2 separate regions of the Homo sapiens genome follow, and region 1 is linked to region 2. The links are chromatin loops, found by intact Hi-C in ENCODE. Cell type or tissue: pancreas. All regions are shown on one strand. Links, peaks and the distances in the headings refer to the core of each region. The heading gives the core; the rest is flanking DNA. Region 1 has its middle 260 kb from the start of OTUD1. Region 2 has its middle 91 kb from the start of OTUD1.

What was found. Peaks named below come from ENCODE experiments on the same cell type or tissue, not always from the same donor. Only the 100,000 strongest peaks of a DNase experiment are listed, where the experiment ranks them.
Region 1: it touches region 2 in a loop (2.0-fold over the local background); 26 of 110 quality-filtered maps call a loop at or near these places.

What each region holds. Positions count from the first base shown.
Region 1 is chr10:23,689,904-23,700,533 of GRCh38, forward strand. It overlaps a transcript of KIAA1217 not described here. Among named protein-coding and RNA genes, the nearest start is that of OTUD1, 260 kb to the left of the region's middle. In pancreas, for the core only: no CTCF peak of the experiment used is centred there; DNase peaks (open chromatin) are centred at 4,748 and 5,458; H3K27me3 peaks cover 3,489 bases.
Region 2 is chr10:23,525,029-23,535,658 of GRCh38, forward strand. No RefSeq gene overlaps it. Among named protein-coding and RNA genes, the nearest start is that of OTUD1, 91 kb to the left of the region's middle. In pancreas, for the core only: a CTCF peak has its summit at 5,199 (motif pointing left); no DNase peak of the experiment used is centred there.

The DNA of each region.
Region 1 (10,630 bases), core at 1,067-9,066, 160 kb after region 2:
TGCAAAAGTGGAAAGAGACTAGGCATGAAATTGTGTTAAATAAGTGTTTTTGAAGAACTGAAGGATAAAAGCAACTGTTCTTTTAGATTTAGGTTGAAGTTGCTCCATAGAAGTCAAGAAGAACCAAAGTACTGTAACTAAAACCATCTAAAAACACTTCTTGAAACATTAAGAGAAATTCCAACTGGTTCCCATAAATTCAGTTCTCCCCTACTTGCCCAGGTCTAGGTCTGCATTCCAAGTTCCCAGAGCACAACTCACAGGGAGTTCACAAAAAAGGGGGGAAAAGATGACTGTGGGCTCTTTGAGTGGAGAGACCAAGTCTGATAGGTACAGACTTTCTAAATCCATTCTCTTGGCTAGGACTTTTCTTGACCCAGTAATGGGGAAAATGAAAACTTTGCAACTAGCGGCAGTGCTTTCACAGATAAGCAAATCTACATATAGAGGTACCCTTTATAAAAACACGTAACGATCTACCCTTTAAGGAAGCCCTTCTTAAAACTTGAACTGGAAACAACAATGAATTGTCCTTTTACTATTGATCATTAGGTTTGATAATGTCACAAAGATGTTCTTTGATGTCAGTGCAGTCCACTTAGGAAGAGTGTTCCATATATCACAAAAGATTCAGGGAATGGTCTATTGTAAGTTCCATACGAAAATCTATGATGAAGTACAGTTACCACATATAAACATATGTGTAAGTAAAATGTCCTTATTTCTAAATATAATAGCCGAGTCCAACTTTCATCACAAAATTATTGCTAATCTGTCATTATCCACAAAATAGTTGGTTATCTAAATGCTTCTTCATTAACATTTTAGTATGAAATTTAACTTGGCACTACCTTGGGAGTACTATTTATAAATGTATAATGTCAACTACTTGTTTTGGTTATGATATTTTTGAAATTTGAATTTATTGAGTTTATCAGTTTAGGCCTTCTTATCAGTTTAGGACTCCTTAAAAAGGAATTGGCCACTTCGATTTTTGTCTTCAGGGTTAACTCTATCTGATTAGAGGGCACTACACAAGCCGTTCAAATACAAAACTATTAATATATCATGAAGCATAAAATATTAAGAGCCAGCTCAAGTCCTGAGAGAAGTTACAGGCAAATGCCAGTGTTTTTTGCCAAATTTGCTATGCTCTGAAACAAGTGTTTAAAATGTTTTGATCATGTTTTCTTTATGATGAGCTATTTTAGCCCTCTTCTAAATGTCACTCTAGAAACATACCTACATAATTGAATAGATTTATTAAAATCATTTTGGCAATATTTTATAAGTGGTGTATATATATGTGTGTATCTCTGTCTATATACATATATATGCATATATGTATAGCTACATATACAAATACGTATATATAGGTATGCTATAAATATGTACAAGATTGGTGCTAACTGGTTTTCAGGGGCCTATAGGAAGGTAAGTCCTATGAGAAATAATTAATTTTTATTCTTATTCTTGTCTTTTTAAAATTTGCTTTTGTGTTACAGAAAATGAGAAGCTGCCTCCAGGATAGGGGGAGCTTGTTTTGCTGTGGAGATAGCTTCTAGAAGGACAGAATTATGATTCTCCATAGTTTTGCCAACATGTATTTGCTAGAGGGTTTGGCTTAGAAGCTTTAATGGCTATGGAGTATGTGATGAAAAGCCACTGCAGTATTAAAGTAGTTACCTTCCCACTCCAAGACCCTACTCTTTGACACCCAACAGAGCTATTCCTTCCTTGTAAACATGATGTTCTGGCTCCATAGCTATGGATTGATGTACGTGTGTGTGTGTGTGTGTGTGTGTGTGTGTGTGTGTGTGTGTGTGTGTGTGTGGCTAATTTTCTACCTGGTCCCTTTATTGTGCTTGACAATTGAACCACCTGGCCATAAGCGGCTTGTGTTTGAGAGCATAGTCATAAACATTGGCCTGTGGCCTGTTGGGCTATAATTGCAGTTGCTGGACTCTGACTCTCCTCACACTGATTAGGGCACAGTCCAGGGCACGTTGAGCTAACAGTGTTTCTGAACTCACCACCAACACATATACCCAACTTAAATGATGTGCTGCTTCCTAAGCAATGGGAAATATTTGTAATGTACTTTGAACAGTGCTTCTGAGGTCCAAACCCCCAAAATTTAAAACATGTACATGGTAATAGACCAATGCGAAAGAAATCTCACAGGTTAAGGGCAGCAAGTGATGTTTCTACGGACAGTTCAAATCCTCACTCAGATTGAGTCACTGTTTAGCCATTGGTAGTTACTGTTTTCAGAGTTCATTTTTTCCTCTCCTTTTCTTTCCCCTCTTTTTTCTCTTCTCTTCCCCTTTCCATCTTTTCAGTTTCATACATACATACATATGCATGTGTGCATGTGTATATACGTGCACATGTGTATATATGTGTAAATATGTGTATGTATATACACATTTGTTTCACATATATGCTATAGGGTTCAGCTTAAAACAGATTTTAAAATGTTATGTTATACTCTTTAAAAAATAATTCAGTCAACATATATTTATTAAGTGCCTGCTGTTTATACCAGGCACTGCACTGGGTCCTAAGAAAAGAAAAACAGAATTCCTGCCCTGGAGGAGCTTGTAAGTTGAGAAGGAAGGCAGACATACAAACAACCAATCACATCAGAAAGTAAAACAGTTGTTGTAGAGTTGTGAACAGAAGGCAGTGGGAAATAAGGAAGGAGGGCTTAGGCTTGCCACATCAAATAAGCATTACTTACTGTGGCATGTTAGCCAGGCTGATACCTGCTAATATGGCATCACTTACTTGCTGCATTGAACGCTTGGAACGAAAACTGTGACCCAACAAAGAAGGTTCCTGTGTACCAGCATAGCTGCCTCTTGACAATTTTGTTTTCAAATCATGCCTTTAATTTGTCAATGACTTGCCTATTCCCACACTATCAATCTGAATTAGCATTTTCAGGAACAGTGATTCCTACTGAAAAATTGCTGCTTTTGAAAGATGCAGAACGAGGAACTAGTTATGTAATTCCTTCATGATGTCAGGGTGCTTTCACATTTGCACGTTAAAAAATAGGACGGTTACAGTTGCAAGAAGCCCTCGGGGCAATGAATCTACAGCCTTCTCTAGTACTCCTTTGTTCTAATTAGGAACATGCTGGGCTGTACGTTACTTATTTTAATTATTCTATTTATTCGTGAAATCTAATGCATCGTTAAGGATATCCATAATTTTGTCTAATTAGCTAGAATTTGAATTTTCAAATGCGGGAGTGTTTAAGATCATTAAACCTAAGACAGTAGACTAGGATCTCAGGCTTGCTTCTATTCTGTTGAGCTTCCATTTGAGAATCAAGAGTGTTAATGAAACTTTCTGCTGCTTCATCCAGATCTGACTCTACTTCAGTAACTTTAAAAAGGTTGAAAAACAGTGTATGTGGATGGAGAATATTTTTGCCTCTTTTACTTGCCACTTCCCACTCTCTACCCTTTCCATTAAAAATATTTTAATGAATAAAAAGTCATCTTGGCGATTAAACAGTGTCTGGATTCAGGAAGCAAGACGCTCGCAGTTAAAAACCGTTGCCACTCGACGGTGGCAAAATTGCTGGCTGCACTGGAGATCACTGCAGAGCGCTCCTGATGCCTCGATGCTGACGGCGGATCTGGCGCGGGCTGGGGCGCATTGCACATTCTGCTCCAGCCGGGAGGCGGCGGGCGGGCAACTCCGGGTTGGTCACTCGGCAGCCGGCAGAGGTGCGCAGAAGGCGCACAGAACCAGGCACTCAGCCTCAAGGATGTCTGGGTCTCTGCTAAGGGACAAACGCTCCAGGAACAAGGAACAACCTCTAGCCATCCCAGCACCACCTAACGAACCTTCGTTTGGCTCTCTCGCAGAAAGTCTCTTCTATTTTTGGCCCCCAAGACAATTTCAGAGAACCAGTAAAGTTGGGTGACAACGTGGATCGCTTTCTAGTGTAAGGTCCCGGGGAATGGCAAAACTCAAATGTAGCCTCACTGATGAGCTCAAGGAACTCTGCTTGGAGTTGTCACCCCTACGACTGACCTCAGACCCAGGACCCAAGGGCGGGGCCCTCTTGCATCTGGAATCCAGCCTCGGCCTTGACCCCTTTCGCTTGTTCGGAGTGCTTTCGCCCAGCTTCTGGCGGAGGTTCACGCAGGGAGGGGACTCAGGTGGAAAAGGCTGGCCCCTTTGATCTCTTTGCAGGAACTTAGTAGACAGGGGCCCCGGGCTGGAGATTTGCTTCGAGTAGGCTAGAGGCGCCCTTGGCGCACCGAAGCTGGCTGCCTTGCTGGAACCTGCCGCGGGGGTGGAGGTTGAAAGGACTCTGAGCTCTTCTTCCCCAAGCCGAACTCCCTCCTACAGGAGCGTGGAAACCAACTCTCCCACACCGTCTATCCCACTCTTCCCCCCTAAACCTCTAGCGCAGCTTTTTAAAGGCATCCTGTGCAGCCTCCAACTTTGGGGAAAGAGAATGCCCAACTCCCGCTCTCCAACTACCCGTACTGCCTTCTTCCTTTTCCTGCGGTCGCCTCCAAACTCTGCTTCCCTGGTATCCCCGCCCCGACCTGGAAGCGAGCGCCCCCGGCTGCTCGCGGCAGCCCCTCGGCGCCCGTTTGCAGGGAGCGAGCTCTGGCTCCTCACAGGATCCAGACGCGGTTCCCATCCGTCCCCAGCCCTGCAGGGCACACGCGCGCGTGCACACGCACGCGCTTACACTCCAGCTCACACTCGCGCGTCCTCACTCCCTGCACCCCACCCTCCGCGCCGCTCCTCCGCGGGGTGGGGGGTGGTGGGGGTGACGTCAGGACTGCAGTCCAGAAGAGAGCGGCTGGAGAGGGCTGCGCGCTTCTCGCCAAGCAAGCGGGAGGCGCACTGGGGCCGCCGCCGTTCCCGCGCTCCTCCCTCTCCTCTGCACCCACTGTCACGCTACCCGCCCGCGGGGGAGCCTCGAGAGCCTCCAGGTGAATTGAAAGTCGTTTCCGGGGGAGGACGGAGAGGGTGCTGCAGTCCTGGCATGCCCTGAAACTGCAAGTCGGGCAGAAACGACCCGGCGGAGGAGCAGGGCGCGCAGCGCCCTGCGCAGCATCCCCGGGCTGCCAGAAGAGGCCACCACTCGGCTGGCAGCCGCGAGCGGCGGCCGAACCTCGGCCCCAGACTCGGGCCCCCGGCACGCTCGCCCGGGAGATACCCCTTCCCCCTCTTGCGCATTTCGCAGCTGCGCTGGTGTGGGGCATGAGAGCGAGGTGGCTCCAGGTCTCCGCGGAGCAGCTGCCAGTGGGAGAGCGAGGAGAGGCGAGGGGGCGGCAGCCTCGGCCCGAAGTAAGTGCAGCAGAAGTTTGCGTCGGTTGCCCCGCCGCTCCCCCAGCGCGAGTGGGAGGCACATCTCCCCTCCTTGGATAAGGAAACCGAGGGGAGACTTACAAGGGAGCCTTGCGCGGGAGAGCAAGTGAGCGTTTCGAGAGAGGGCAAGGACCCCCCCAGGAGGGCCAGGCCGGGAGGGGTCCCGGTGCGGTGATGGGGTGCCAAAAGGAGAAGACCCCCAACTGGGAGGAGGGACTGGAGAGGAACCGGACCCCGGGGATCTCAGAAAGGGAAGGATGTGGGGAGAGTGAAGGTGGAGGCAGTCACACCTATCCTGGTGACCTTGGCGTGCCCCCCTGGAGTGGCGAGCCAGGGGCTTATATAGGTGCGACTAGGATGTTGCCTCGTTTTTCACTCGGGGCTGCGAAGAGGGCATTGCTCTTTCTGATGGCTGGAAGACAGGGGCAAGGAGAGAGAGAACCGGCCCCGAGACGGGCTGGAGGGTGGGGACACTGGGGAGTTTGGAGCTGGGGGTTCGGAGTGGGAGGTTTGGGTCTTCTGAGACGCTCCAGACTCTCCGGAGGCGGCAGAGGTCGAGGCAGGAGGCGAATGTGACGCTTAGGGTCGCTACGGTTGATGTTGGGCGCCTTTGGAAGCTGGTCATTAATTCTTGTCATCGGGAGGTTTCGCGGAGGGCGACAGCGCCCGGGAGCAGGGTGACCCCCACAGCGGCCGGCCTTCCGGCTGGCTGCCCTCCCCGCTCGCCGCTCTCCCCGCGCCGCTGCGGGTCCTCCGAGACCCCGGACTGTCCTGAGCTGCTTCGAGGGCGGGCGAGACCCTGTCTGTTCAAAAGAGACCCTCGAGACCCTCGACATTCTGCTCACTTCTTTTCGGGGGCATGTTTAGCTCTTTTGGGCTCTCTCCTTCCTAATGGGATTCTCCCAAGGAGGTTTTCTTCTTTAACTGACCCTACTTCTCATAGGGGAAAAAAGTTCTTGGAATCTGCCCTCGTCCTAGGGTCAGAGCCCTGCAGAGGGCAGGCGAGGACGGCGTGGGCCAGCTCGCCTACCCTGCTCTCACCTGGGGAGGGTTCTCAGGAATTTGATATTAAATTTGATGAAACGATCCTAGGAAAGTGGCTAAGGCATCTTCTCCGAGAGTAGGAGTTTCTGTGCTTCGGGAATGGAAATCCCACTTAGCTTCTGATACCAAGTCTACACTTCGGAGAGAGAGGGAGATAGTTAATTAAAAACTGATTCAATTGAGTTGAAGACAAAAGTCATTTGTAATGCATCCTGGTCACCCAATTTCACTCCATCCCTCCCATACACTTTATGGGGCCCAACTATGTATGTGCCAGACATTGTGCTAGATGCTCCTGCAACAGAGATGATTCATGTGTGGTCTCAGCACTTTGGGAGCTTACAGTCTGTGCTAGAAGTGGTTTGGAAAGAAGGTGAAGATGCTTGCTCTACAGGGAAGGGCAGGTGCTACCTGGTTTTAACCACAATGACTCACACTCGCAGCCCATTAAGTGTATGGACAAATATTTGCAAGACGGTATCCTCCTTGAAGGCGGGATACTGTCATTCATCTTTGATTCCCAGAGACCACCACTGCACCTGCACATAGTAGGTCATCAGCAAGTACTGTTAAATGAATAAATGAATGCATGAATTATGCATAGTTAAAAGTAACCTAACGAAAACTGTCATGCTAGGGGAACATGTCAAGAAGAGACTGAAATAAAGGGAATTGGAGAAGGCAAGAGGGAAGAGAAAATAAGGTTCATGAACGTTCGAAAGTGTATATCCTTAAACAAGTGTTTGTTTTCTATCTTTATGCAATGGAAATTACCAGCACCCATCTCCGTTCTCTATGAAATACGTGCATCTCTGAACACTTAGATTGTAAATGCCATTTTTAGAGCAGAGTCTCTGTTAACTTACCATGCAGAGATCACAATACCCTTCTCATGTGGCTGTGTTGATAATAAGATGATTGGAATGTGTCTAGGTAGTGAGGCAGATGGGTGAAAAATACTTTAGGATTATAAGAATTCCTTCACGTATCTAATAATATTTTGCTACTAATGTATGAATTTATACCCTTGTGCTTTAAACGTACTTCATTTAAACCTCATTAAAATATGCATATATTGATTTTACTAGTGAAGATTAAACACATATATGGAAGACTTTCCTTGGTTTTATTAATTGAGCCCAAGTTACTATTGCAGTACGGTAGAAGGTGATAAATTCCAAGGTGAGTAATAAGGATTCCATCCCCCTCCACCCCCTGCCAAATTTAGTTTCATTATTCATTATTTCAGAAAACTAAGGCTTCATAGTTTTTTAAAAGTGCACAACAAGGCCAGTCACAGTGGCTCACTCCTGTAATCCTAGCACTGTGGGATGCTGAGGTGGGCAGATCGCTTGAGCTCTGGAGTTTAAGACCAGCTTAGGCAACATGGCAAAACTTGTCTCTACTAAAAATACAAAAAAAAAAAAAATTAGCTGGCATGGTGATGTGCACCTGTGATCCCAGCTACTTGGCAAGCTGAGGTGGGAAGATCGCTTGAGCCCAGGAGGTCAAGGCTGCAGTGAGCTGAGATCGTGCCACTGCACTCCAGCCTGGTTGACAAAGTGAGACCCTGTCTCAAAAAAAAAAAAAAGTGTACAACAAAACTACTTACTTTTGCACTCCTTTTTCAGTGTTTATCAATGATAATTATAACTCAGTAATTTGAGTCAAGAGTTTATAGGCATTAATACTGGTTTTAGTTTTTGGAAACTTTTCAGTGCTATGTGATTTGGGGCAATTTGTAGAATATTTGTAAATTTTATTTTCTCTACTTACAAAATGAGATTATTGTAATTACATGATTTAATTAGGCACTGAAAATCAAAATATGTTGATGTAGAGCATTGCTTTGTTTGGGGCTTTGTATTCTGTAGTTAATGTCATTAATTTAGTATACCAACACTGAGAAGCAATTTGTAATTTGTGAATAGGAAAAAAATAGTATATTTTCCATTATTGAGTATCTTGCAGATATTTAAGACATCAGAGCTCTAGGAAGAGTATTGTGATTGTGGATAATTTATGGTGGCTTAAAATTTATATTGTAGAAGTAAATGTAAAGAAATACTAAAAATGGTAGCTAAATGTTGGAATTCTTTAACCAAACATTGAGATGTTTCTTCTGTGGTAGATCTTTGATTTGGATTATTTCCAGAACTGCACTGTTAGATCAAATGACAATTTGAGTGAGTCTTGAAATTTGGCAAGAAGCACACTCTAGGAGGCAGAAGTTTATTTTGGAAATTTAGTTAAGGGACAGAAATGCTGAGGTTATAGGAATGTGGGGTCGTAGATTACCGAGTTTAGAAAATATCTGGCCTCATTTTGCAGATGAGAAAACTGGAGCCAAAATAGTGAAGGGTCTGCATTTCCCAGGATCACACTCAAATGCATGAGTCCCTTATGTTGTCGACCGTAGGCTTAAGAGAAAAATCACACATTCAGGATACCTAAATCCAGGGGCAGTCTAACGGATCGGCTATCCTATTTTTTTTTCCTTTTTGAGACAGGGTCTTGCTCTATCGTCCAAGCTAGAGTACAGTGGCATGATCTCTGCTTACTGTAGCCTCAACCTCCTGGGCTCAAGCAATCCTCCGATCTCAGCCTCCCAAGTAGCTAGGACTGCAAGTGTACACCACCGTGCCTGGCTACTTTTTGTAGGCACAGCCTCCTGCCTCAGACTCCCAAAGTGCTGGGCTTACAGGCATGAGCCACTGCACCTGGCTGGGTCTGCTATCCTTGAATTTGTCTTTTCTCTCATTCTCTCTGGCTCACACCGTCCAGTTGCTCCCATCTCTGAGAGCGGTCTCCCATGCCAACCCCCTACTTTCACTGCTCCTTCTGCCTGATCAGGTCCTTCTGAGGACAGGGCAGCAAAGGACTTGGTTGGGGTCCTGTGGCTCCCAGTTTCAGACACGGGCCTGGTCCTAGGCAGAGCTGTGAAGTCAGTGAAGCTTGGACTGGGTGTTCCCCACATCTTCTTTCCTACATGTGGACACCAATGTACATCAAAGAATCACAGTTTCAGACACAGAAGGGACTGCGAAGACCATCTGGTTCATTTTAGAGATGAGGGAACTTGGGCCCAGAAAACGTTCTGTAGTTTTCATGACACAGCCATGGTCAGGATCTCCTGGGTGGTATTGGTGCTCCTTTTGACTGCTTGTGCTCTCTTCTCCATTGGATGGTGCTTGCATCTGATCACTCCATAAAGTGAGCATGTGGACTCTGGAAGGAGGCACCTGTGTCAAGTTCCAACCCTGTCTCTCCCCACCTATGCAACTATGGGCAAATTACTGAAGTTGTCCAATACTTCCCTTTCTTTTTCTTTTCCTTTTTTTTAGAGACTGGGTTTCTCTTTGTCACCCAGGCTGGAGTGCACCATTTCAATCATAGCTCACTGCAGCCTCGAACTCTTGGGCTCAAGTGATCCTCACACCTTGGCCTCCCAAAGTGCTGGGATTACAGGCATGAGCCACTGTGCCCAGCCATTGCTTTCTTTATTAATAATTTTTTATTTGTTTTGTTTTATAGCTTAATATAATTGCTTTTCCTCCAGATCGTAAGTTTTAAGAAGGGAAGGAACCAAGTGTTTCTTGCTCACTACAGGTCTAAGACCTAGCATACTGTTTGGCACACAATGGACACTTGATGAAAATTTGTTGAATAAAGGAGTAAATGAATAAAAGAATGAGTGAGTGAAGTATGCATCACTTAGATAGAACTGGAATCTTAATCATGAGAGCCACAGCCTTCTAAAGATTCTAACTGTGAAGTACTGTTTCCTTTGCTAACATTACTTTATGGATAGACGTGACCCTAATATGCCTGCTCCCTGCTTCTCTCACTTATTCCTTCTCTCAGTAAGTGGCAGCCCCATTTTTGTCATTACTTGAGCCAAAAACCTCGGAGTCATCCTCTTACAGAAAGCATTCAACCCATTAACCAATCCTGCAGCTAGGCCTTCATTATGTAATCCCAATCTGACCAGTTATCACCACATCCCTTCCTGGCAGCCGAGACCAAGCTGCAGTCATATCCCTGAATTATTGCAGTGACTTCCCAACCTCTCTCTGCTTCCATCCTTGTACCACCCCCAAAGTCTAGATTCCATACACAGCCACAGCAATACTACTAACACATAAGGCAAATAATGTGACTCCTCTGCTTAAATTTTATAATATTTTCCCATTTCTCTCATAGTAAAAAAAAAAAAGCCCTTACAATTACAAAT
Region 2 (10,630 bases), core at 1,167-9,166:
TAAACTTGGGGAAACTTAGCAAACCTATTTGTTCAAATTCTTCCATGTCCCTGTGTCTTCAGAGATTTTTTCTTTCTGGGTATAGGGTGGGTAGCTTTCACATGAGATTCTTATGCCCTGCTTCAGGAGAGGACAAATGAAGGCCAGAGAGACCTTCCTGTTTCTGCTGTTTTCACACATTCCTTCAGCTTGAAATATTCAGTATGTCAAGGTGCCATACTTTGGGGTAGGGTGTTTGGAAATCACCAGTGCATTTCAAAAGGAATATGAAGACGTTACCAGTGGCTATAAATACATAGAGTAATGGTCATTTTCTTTTCTTTTCTTTTCTTTTTTCTTTTTTTTAAGCAAAGACTCTGTGTACCTTCTATCTGGTGTTAGTTTGGTTAGGTTCTTTTAGTTTTGTAGAATTGTTATCTTGCTGTGATTATGTTCTTTTAACACTAAGGAAAACCATGTAAAAAGCAGGGTGTTCAAAATTCTGGGGACTAAGACTTGGAAAGAAATAGGCCCAGCAAGCCAGTTCCGCAGGGCTGTCATTAGAGAGTTGACTTGGGTGGCACAGAAGGCACCATAGTGCCCTCTAAGGGTGGTAGTTACTGAATTATTGTACTTCGCTGACATACTGTTTACTCATTAAAGGTCTTGGAAAAGCAGAATTTTAACTACCTTTGCTCCAAGAGAATAAACTCTATTTAGAACAAGGGAAAGCTTTCTATTTTTACCCAGGAAAGAGCTAACCCAGGTGTGGACTGGGAAAAGACAACTTCCTAGGTTTTCACGGTGAGGTTCATTTTGTGATCTGGTAACAGGTCATAGAATATCACATCCTTACACCCTACACCGTTAAGCACAAAAGACTTCCAAGGAAGATTGCAATGATTTTTGGATAGCGCTCACCTCTGCTTCTCTATTTTATTTCAAATATTTCAAATATTACAGAGTTGATAGCATCACACACACACACACACACACACACACAAACACACAAACACATTTTAGAGATTTTTTTTTAACAGTAGTTTGAGGTTCACAGCACCCATCACGTGCATGGCTACCCCACTATCAACACCTCCCATCGGAGTGGCATTTTTGTTGCTTGATGAACCTACAGTGACATGTCATTATCATCTAAAGTCCATAGTTTACATTAGGGTTCACTCTTGTTATACCTTCTATGGATTTAGACAAATGCATGGTGATGTGTATCCACCATTGTACTATCATACAGAGTAATTTCACTGCCCTAAAAATTTTCTGTGCTCCGCCTAATCATCCCCCACCCCCAACCTCTGGCATCACTGTTTTTTTTACTGTATCCACAGTTTTGCGTTTTCCAGAATGTTATATAGTGGAATCATACAGTATGTATATTAAACTAAACATGCTCTTATAAAACTAAACATTTTTAGCTTTTTAGGCTTTTCAGATTGGCTTCTTTCACTTAGTACTGTGCATTTAAGTTTTCTCCATGTATTTTCATGGCTTGACAGCTCATTTTTTTTTAGCACTGAATAATATTCCAGTGTCTAAATGTATCACAGTTCATTTATTCATTCACCTACTGAAGGATCTCTTGGTTGCTTCCAAGTTTTTTAGCAATTATGAATAAAGCTGCTATAAACATCCACGTGGGCCAGGTGCGGTGGCTTATGCCTGTAATCCCAGCACTTTGGGAAGCCAGCACGAGTGGATCACTTGAGTCCAGAAGTTTGATACTAGCCTAGGCCACTTGGCTAGTGGTGCGTGCCTGTAGTTCCAGCTACTCAGGAGGCTGAGGTGGGAGAATCACTTGAGCCAGGGAGGTTGAGACTGCAGTGAGCCATGGTGGCACCACTGCACTCCAGCCTGGGTGACAGAGTGACAGAGTGAAACCCTGTCTCAAAAACAAACAAAAATCCATGTGTAGGTTTTTGTGGGGACATAAATTTTCAGCTCCTTTGAGTAAATTTCAAAGAGTGAGATTGCATGGTAAGAGTATGTTTAGTTTTATAAGAAACTGCCAAACTGCCTCCCAAGTGGCTGTACCATTTTGCATTTCACCACCAATGACTGAAGGTTCCTATTGATCTACATCTGGAATTTGGCCATTCTAATAGATGTGTAGCAGGATAACATTATATTTTACACACTTTATAGTTGAAATTTGGTTGGTTACCATTATTTATTTTTTGGTAGTTTGATTGTTCTGATTATTAGTTTTTGATGTCAGCTGGGCACGGTGGCTTACGCCTGTAATCCCAGGACTTTGGAAGGCCTAGGCAGGTGGATCACGAAGTCAGGAGTTCGAGACCAGCCTGGCCAACGTGGTGAAACTCCGTCTCTACTAAAAATACAAAAATTAGCTGGATGTGGTGGCATGTGCCTGTAATCTCAGCTCTTTGGGAGGCTGAGGTAGGAGAATTGCTTGAACCCGGGATGTGGAGGTTGCAGTGAGCTGAGATCGCGCCACTGCACTCCAGCCTGGGTGACAGAGCAAGACTCCGTCTCAAAAAAAAAATTATCAATGTCATTTATCATTAATGAATATCCAGAAAATTGTGTCAACTTCATTTGGATGTGAAAAATACTACATGATGTGCTTGCTATTAAAGAATATTTAATTAGGAAAAATGTCATTTTAGGAAACATATCTTTTTATGTAACTTATCCCATCTGTCTATTACCATGATGTCTGGGCTCTAATTTCCTCTCCTGAATTGCTTGCTCTTTCAAAGTAGAACATCATTTTGTTCACTTTTGTGTTCTCTCCAATTCTTTTCACATGCCTCACACAAAGAAAGAGTGTAATAAATGCTTGACTAAATACCTTGTATTTTAGAAAAAAAAAACCTATGATATAAGCAATTAAGCAAATCATTGGCCCACTTGTTACTTGATGAGACAGGTCAAGTACCTTGCACCTGGTAATAGAGCTAATAAGTGGTAGAACTTGGGTTCAAAATCAGGCAGTTTGATTCTAGAGTTTCCCATCCATAGTCAGGCGATGTATGTATTAGTAGCCACCCCCACCCCCTAACTGATATCTCCTCCTTTTCCCTCCTATAGGAGCAGTGCTCCCTCGTACACAGGTATCCACACCTCCTTTATACAGCCCATTTGCTGCGGGGAGCTGATTCTGTTCCTGGCTTCTGAGATGGGGCATGTACCTAGGTGGAGCCTATACCAATGAGGGACAACTATTCCCTGATCAGAGTTATTGCATCAGGGGTGGGTAGCGAGCCTGAGACCATGTTTGCTGAGTAATTTCTGGTAAAGAAGTGTCCTCTGTTTTGGAAAACTGGGAAAGCAGCTTCTTTCTCTATCCTTAGATATAAATGGAGGCAGGGCCCAGGTAGTTGTGGACAGCCCAAATAGGACTGCTGGGATTGAAGATGACATTGCCAAAGGCAGACAGATGTTGAACTAAACTTGGTCTTGGATGACACTGTTGAGCAATTGAACTGAACCAATCCTGAAACTAACCTTACTTCTAGCATTCAGTCATGTGAGCTATTAATTCTCTTTTATCATTTGAGGTTTTTTTTTCTCACCCAGTGGAAACTATTCATGGCCACAGTAAGGGAAGATAATATTTCTTTCTCAAAAGCTAACTGGTTAGAACTTTGACAGAGTATAGTCATCACGCTTGGAAAGAACTAATTAGATCTCGGTATTAAAAAGCTATGTGATAACTGGTTCATGTTATATTTACAGCTCTATATTCAAATAAAACCCAAATGTCAGATGCTTGAATATGAATATAAAAATATCAGGACCTGCTGTTACTGCAGCTGAAACTGAATTATAGCTCCCTGAGGGAGAATCAATACTTTTCTTTTAAGCCAAACTCAAGATTCCTAAATGTACTTCCAAATAACAAATAATAAATGACCAAGGAAAAGATTTTTAAAATACCTCTACAGAGGATAAAAATTAGGGGGAGAATGCTACTCGTCTGTTACAAGAGTTGGAAAAATCCTCCCTTAAGCTTTTTCTATATATCTTTATTCTCCCCCAGGGTAGAGCCAATTAAATAACTTTTATGGTGAAAAATTCAGTTGTTTGGGATTAAAAAGACAAATAATCAAAGATAAAATCATTACCTTGAGGGCCAGCCATGGTGGCTTACATCTGTAATCCCAGAGCTTTGGGAGGCTGAGGCAGGAGGATGGCTTGAGCCTAGGAGTTCCAGGCCGCGGTGAGCTGTGATGGCGCCACTGCACTCCAGCCTGGGTGACAGAGTGGGATCTTGTCTCTTAAAAAAAAATTATCACTTCGAAAGAGATTTTCTTTAAGATTTTATTTCATTGGTTCTCACCTTTAAACTAGAAGGGCAGAGCTTCTGTTGGTACAGTACTAAGAAAGTATAGAGAACAACAACAAAAATACCTTCAGAATAAGGGGAATGTGTATTGATTATTCTTGATTAGAAAACATACAAGGCTCTCTTAGTCCAAGGACGCCATTATGTTTTCCTTTTTTTTTTTGACAGAATCTACAGGCTTAATACGTTCCTTTCCAGCTTGAAAGGATCTCTCCTCCTTTCTCCCCCTTGATGCTCTATCTTGAATAGTCAAACAGAATTATAAGATGCTTTTTAAATTGGGAAGAAAACAATCATTTTCTGCTTTTGTTTTCTTTGTATCAGGCAGAGGCAAGGGCCTCCAGCCAGCTAATGTGATGGACACGGTATCTGGAGAGTCCTGCATTTCAAAACTTACTCTAAGGAAGACTGCTTTGATTTTCAAAGTCTCTAGTCTACAGAGAGATTGAGCTCTGGCTGCAAGACACTGTCTATCATAGAGCCACATGGCGACATTGCCGTAGAGAAGAGACATAAATAACCACAACTGCCAGAAAATAAAGCTGGTAATCTCTAGAAATGCCTGGATACATTAAAATGAAATATAACCCAGTACTCTGGTTCTTTAGACCCCGTTGAATACTTTGTTCTCAGTCAGCTGATAAAATTTTAATTTATTATTGCGTGTTTATGATGAAATGTAACATAACTCATTCATTGTGTCTGTTAATCCTCTCATTCATAAAAATAGCATATGTGTTGATGATCTACATTAAAGTAATTGTTTACCATGGGTAGTATTATAGCGATAATCTATAAATAATGTGAAAGTTTGTAGAAAATTAAAGTATATAGAACTGTAGAAAGAGATAAATCTTTAAATATTTAAGGTTTTGATCTGCTTGTATAATGAACTGGTGTTTTAGCCATTTGAGCCACCTAGTGGTAATATACATGAGATATGATTTCTTATTCTGAAAAAAAATGTAAAAGTTTAACAGTTTCCAATTTAAAAGGAATAAACTAAGTAAAGCGAATCATAACCATTATATATTATACATTCAGCTTTTGAATTATTACTTATTGGTAGAAGATTGACTATTAGAAAATAAATTATAAAAACAGTTCTTTGCTTATTTTGTTTCTTCTAATAGAGGCCACATAGCCAAGAAAATTAAAATTATAAAAAATTATAATTGAAGGGGATATTTGCAATATGTATAAGAAAGAAAAAGCAATCAAATATTTAGTGGACTAAAATGAATAATACACTTTCCAACTTAATTGTATTCCAATGTAACCTTTGATAAGTGGTCTTCAGTGTAGTCATATTCTCTTAAGTCTGTCTTTTAGCCAATCATTAGTCTGTCTTCTTATATTCAAGGAACAAAACTGAATCACTAATCTGCTCAGTGATCCATTAGAAATACTCTGTAACTGATCACACTGTGTCTAATTTTAGATTTCTTTTACTGGGAACTGTAGATCAAAGCAAGTTTCCATTTTGGCTCTATTCTGGTATAATAACTTCCGGCAGAGCCAAATCATGAAATACTGCTAACTTCACGTGTTAGAATCCACATTCATCTTTGCCTTGTTAACTTTTAAGGAGCTTTTTATTTATTGTTCCAAGAATGCCAGGTTCTTTGGTTTCCTGCTTTCTTAAATTGCCATGTGTCTCTAAATAGGTTTTTTTCAAAATCGGAATTAGCACAAAGATAGATAGATTTGTCTTCTTTGAATTCACCAGCCTCCCTACTTGGTAGGATTGCAAAACTATCTTATGAACCCAGCAGAGAAAATATCCTCTCTTCTTGATGATCCTGCTTGTTGGAACTCTGACCTCTCCATTTCTTCTGTGGTTTCACTGGGTAATCTGAAGACAAGTCTTCACATGTGGTTCCTGGAAGCAATGACATCTAAAGTTGATCTAAAGTCGAGAGGATTGAAGCGTGCCAGCCTGAGAGCAGACAAAACCTTTAAGGAGTAATTGAGCAGGGTAAAAAGGGAATAGACTCTAAAAGAGGAAGAGCTTCCCTGATACATAAGGCACCCAGGAAGATCTGTGGGGGAACAAGATAATGGAGGGAGAATTCTGCTACAACAGAATGGTGTCTGTTATTTTGCTCCCCTCCCTCCACCTTTTTTTAGAAATACCATTTTTCTGGATAGAATGTGTGGTTGTGGGGTAGACGTGTTTCCTAGGCTGGGCCAATCAGAGAATTACCTGAGTCGTTTTGAACTCAGCTCTAGTGAGAAGTCTGAGATATTCTCTGGTGTCAAACTCAGGAGATGTGAATTGTGGTGCTGCTTCCTGCTTTGTGGAGAAAATCAGTCCAGAAGATGAGATGGCAGCTGACAGCAGAAACAGGCAGAGACATAGAGCAGGGAACATGCCTGAGCCACGCTTTTTGGAACCAGTACATTTCCCCTTTTGCCTCAGCTAGTTGGAGTTGGGTTTCTGTCACTTACATCCCAAAGAGTCCTGATTAGTACAGAGCAGATACTGCCTGCATAGTCAAGTAACTTGTTCAAGGGTTATCAGTGAACAGAACATTCTGGAAGGTAAGGGAAAACAGCAGGTTCCAGAGTCCCAAGAATCAGGAAGATGATGATCAGGAGGAAGACCTGATAATAATCAAAACAGGGTAAGTGACTGATTTAATATTCATAAGACACAGAGACGCAAGAGGATATGAACTTTTCATTTACCTTAAAATGCTCATTCCAAACCATGCAAGTTTCCTTCATTTCTTTTCTCCATATTAAAATTTTTACTAATATATCATGATGACTAACTTTTGCAAGTAGGAAGTACCAAGATGCCTAATAATAGCTTCTGGGTTGGGGCTGATGCTAGCTGTAGCAATATCGCATCTCTTATGCCCATGGCTCTATCTCAGTAAAACTGCCCCATTTAGTAAATGAGGATTTTCCAAAACCTTCGGTCCCCAGCCGTGTTTGGTATCAGGTGACCTGCTCATCCCCATCCTGTCCCCATCTCACTCATAGTTTATTAGGCCAATTTGAAATTTCAAAAGTAGAGTCTTCATGAAATGAAGACTAAACACAAAATTCCAAAACGAACTTCAAAAACCCACAAAGACTGCAGAACCGTAAGTAAACTTACTTAGGGAATATGAGGGAGCAGGGCTTTTCTTTCTTCTGGGTGCATTTTTAATGCAGAGTCACAGATATCAGCCAATGCTAGGGTCTAGCTCCTGTTCAGGTGGCCTTGGTTTCCCATCTTCATCTCATTAGCCACAGGCTCTTTGAATGAGCTTATTAACTATCATGGCTTTAGCTTCCACCAAGGTGCTAATGGCTCCCAAATTTCCATCTCTAGTACTAAACTCTTTCTTTCTTTCTTTTTTCTTTTTTGAGACAGAGTCTTTCTCTATCACCTAGGCTGGAGTTCAGTGATGAGCTCTCAGCTCACTTCACCCTTGACCTCTGAGACCCAAATGATCCTCCCACCTCAGTTCCCCAAGTCACTGGGACCGCAGGTGTGCACCACCATGCCCAGCTAATGTTGTTTCTTTTTTTGTAGATACAGGGTCCCCCTATGTTGTCCAGGCTGGTCTCAAACTCCTGGGCTCAAATGATCCTCCTCAATAATAACTTAATTGTATATTTAAAAATAAGGAATGTAAATGGATTGTTTGTAACTCAAAGGGCAAATACTTGAGGGGATGGATAGGGTTATTCTCCATGATATGCTTATTTCACATTGCATGCCTGCATCAAAACATCGCACATACTCCATGAAAATATACACCTACTATGCACCCATAAAAATTTAAAACCATAATTTAAAAAAAAGAGATCCTCTTGCCTCGGCCAAAGTACTGGGATTTACAGGCATGAGCCACTGTGCCAGGCCCTAAACTGCTTCTCAAACTCAAGACCTGTGTATATAATTGTGTACTGGACACTTTTTCTCATAAGTCCCAGGGAAACCTCGAAGTCAATGCGTCTCACAATGAAACTCTTCCTAAGTTCTTCATAGTCCCTGTGTCAGGGAGTAGTATCATTATCTACCTGATTGCTTAAGCCAGAAACCTGTGAATCATCAGTGATGCCCTCACTTATTGTCCCCTATGTCTTCTCAGTCATTATGATACTTCAACGCTATTTCTATTATTTCTGAAAAGCACCTCTTTCTATCCCCAGTACTACATTCTTAGTCAAGATTCTTCTTACTTTTTGTATGTCTTCTTATAACAGCCTCCTAATTTCTTTTCTCAGCCTTGAGTTATTCACCTCTCACTACCATTCTCCTTTCTGGAGTTAACTTTCTAAATTGAAGATCTCATAATGTCAGTTTAAAAATCATTCATGAGGCTGGGTGTCATGGCTCATTCCTGTAATATCTGAACTTTGGGAGGCAGAGGCAGGGGAATTGCTTGAGGCCAGGAGTTTGAGACCAGCCTGGGCAACATAGTGAGACCCCCGTCTCTATTTAAAAAAATGAAAATGAGGGCCAGGAGTGGTGGCTCATGCCTGTAATCCCAGAACTTTGGGAGGCTGAGGTGGGCGGATCATGAGGTCAGGAGATCGAAACCATCCTGGCTAACACATTGAAACCCCGTCTCTACTAAAAATATAAAAAAATAGCCGGGCATGGTGGCGGGCACCTGTAGTCCCAGCTACTCGGGAGGCTGAGGCAGGAGAATCACTTGAACCTGGGAGGCAGAGCTTGCAGTGAGCCAAGATTGCACCACTGCACTCCAGCCTGGGCAACAGAGGGAGATTCCATCTCAAAATAAATAAATAAATAAATAAATAAATAAATAAATAAATAAATAAAAAGAAAGCGAAAACATTAGCCAGGTGTGGTGGTGCAAGCCTGTAGTCCTAGCGATTTGGGAGGCTGAGGTGGGAGGATCACTTGAACCCAGGAAGTCATGGCTGCAGTGAGGTATGATTGCACCACTGCATTCCAGCCTGGGTGACAGAGTGACATGCTGTGTCAAAAAAAAAAAAAAAAAAAAAGAAAAGAAAAAGAATATCTTGCATGAGATCATTTGCTAAGGAGCCATGAGTTCTTTTGCATGACCTTTCCATCCTGTCCAACATGGTGGTTAGCCAGTCCTTCCCTTCAACTCCACATTCCAGCCAGGCTAGTTGATCCTTAAATGTGCTGTGCTCCTTCCTGCCTCGGTGTGCTAGCTGCTCCTTCTATGAACATCCTCCCCACTGCTTCTGCCTGCACGGCTTCACAATTCAGCTCAGGTGCTTCCTCCTTTAGACAGCCTTAAAGTTTTTTCTCTGTGAACACGTCTACTATAGACTTGCTGTGCCATCATCTGTTTACTTCTGAGTTTCCCCAAATATGTTGTAAACTTCTTGAAGCTAAAACCAGCACCTGGATGTTCAATGAATAATCAAATAGAGTATTTTATTCAACCGGTAAGTTCAAAGATGATTAAAACCACGAACTCTTTACTAATTACCCTGTTTGGTGTTTACACTCTGGGCAGAATCAATTCTGAAACAAATAAGAAAAATGAAGATAGCAGTGGTGCTATATTAGTATTGATAAAAGACACTGCAAAGGAGGAACCTCCTGCCATTATCCACCCACTTCTAGCAGAAGAGATTGGTGGGTGAAAGAAATGAAGTATGGTAACCTAACCTGACATATGCTAGGGTGGGCGGAAGGCAATCATTGCATTCTGATGGAGTAATACCTAGGTAGAGGTTCTGCTCCATTGTTAGCTGTTAAGCAGCTGTAACAAACATTGGCAGGTGTCTGAACTTTAAAAGCCTTTGATTGTCCAAAAAAGACTGGAAAATACCTTTCCAGAAGAAAGAGAGGAGTTGTGTAGCATCCTATGAGGACTCAAACAGAAGAGTGGATGTGACTTGGATTTTTATGCTCCCAACTCAGAGGAGTTGGCCGGGTAAGCTGTTTTCAGTTTGTTTTCTGTTTTATCTATTTACGCTATTACTCAGTAACATTTAGCAGATAGCTAACAAGATAGCATTTAGTCTTTTTTTTTTTTTTGTATTTTTTTAAAAAATAGAGACAAGGTCTCACTATGTTGCCCAGGCTGGTCTCAAAGTCCTGGGCTTAATGATCCTACCACCTTGGCCTCCTGCAGTGTTGGAATTACAGCGTGAGCCACCATGCCCCACCAGCATTTAACTCTCTCTAGGTCAACTATATTAATCCTTAAGATCTCTGCCCCTTTCTTTCTGGGACACTTACCCATCTGAATTATCCACAAGAGATACCCTAACATTTACCCTCCATAGAGGGGAGCTAGAGATACATCCAAGGGATATAAAATAGAGGACCTATCATACTGGTCAAATAAGAAATTTTCAGCAATATTTATT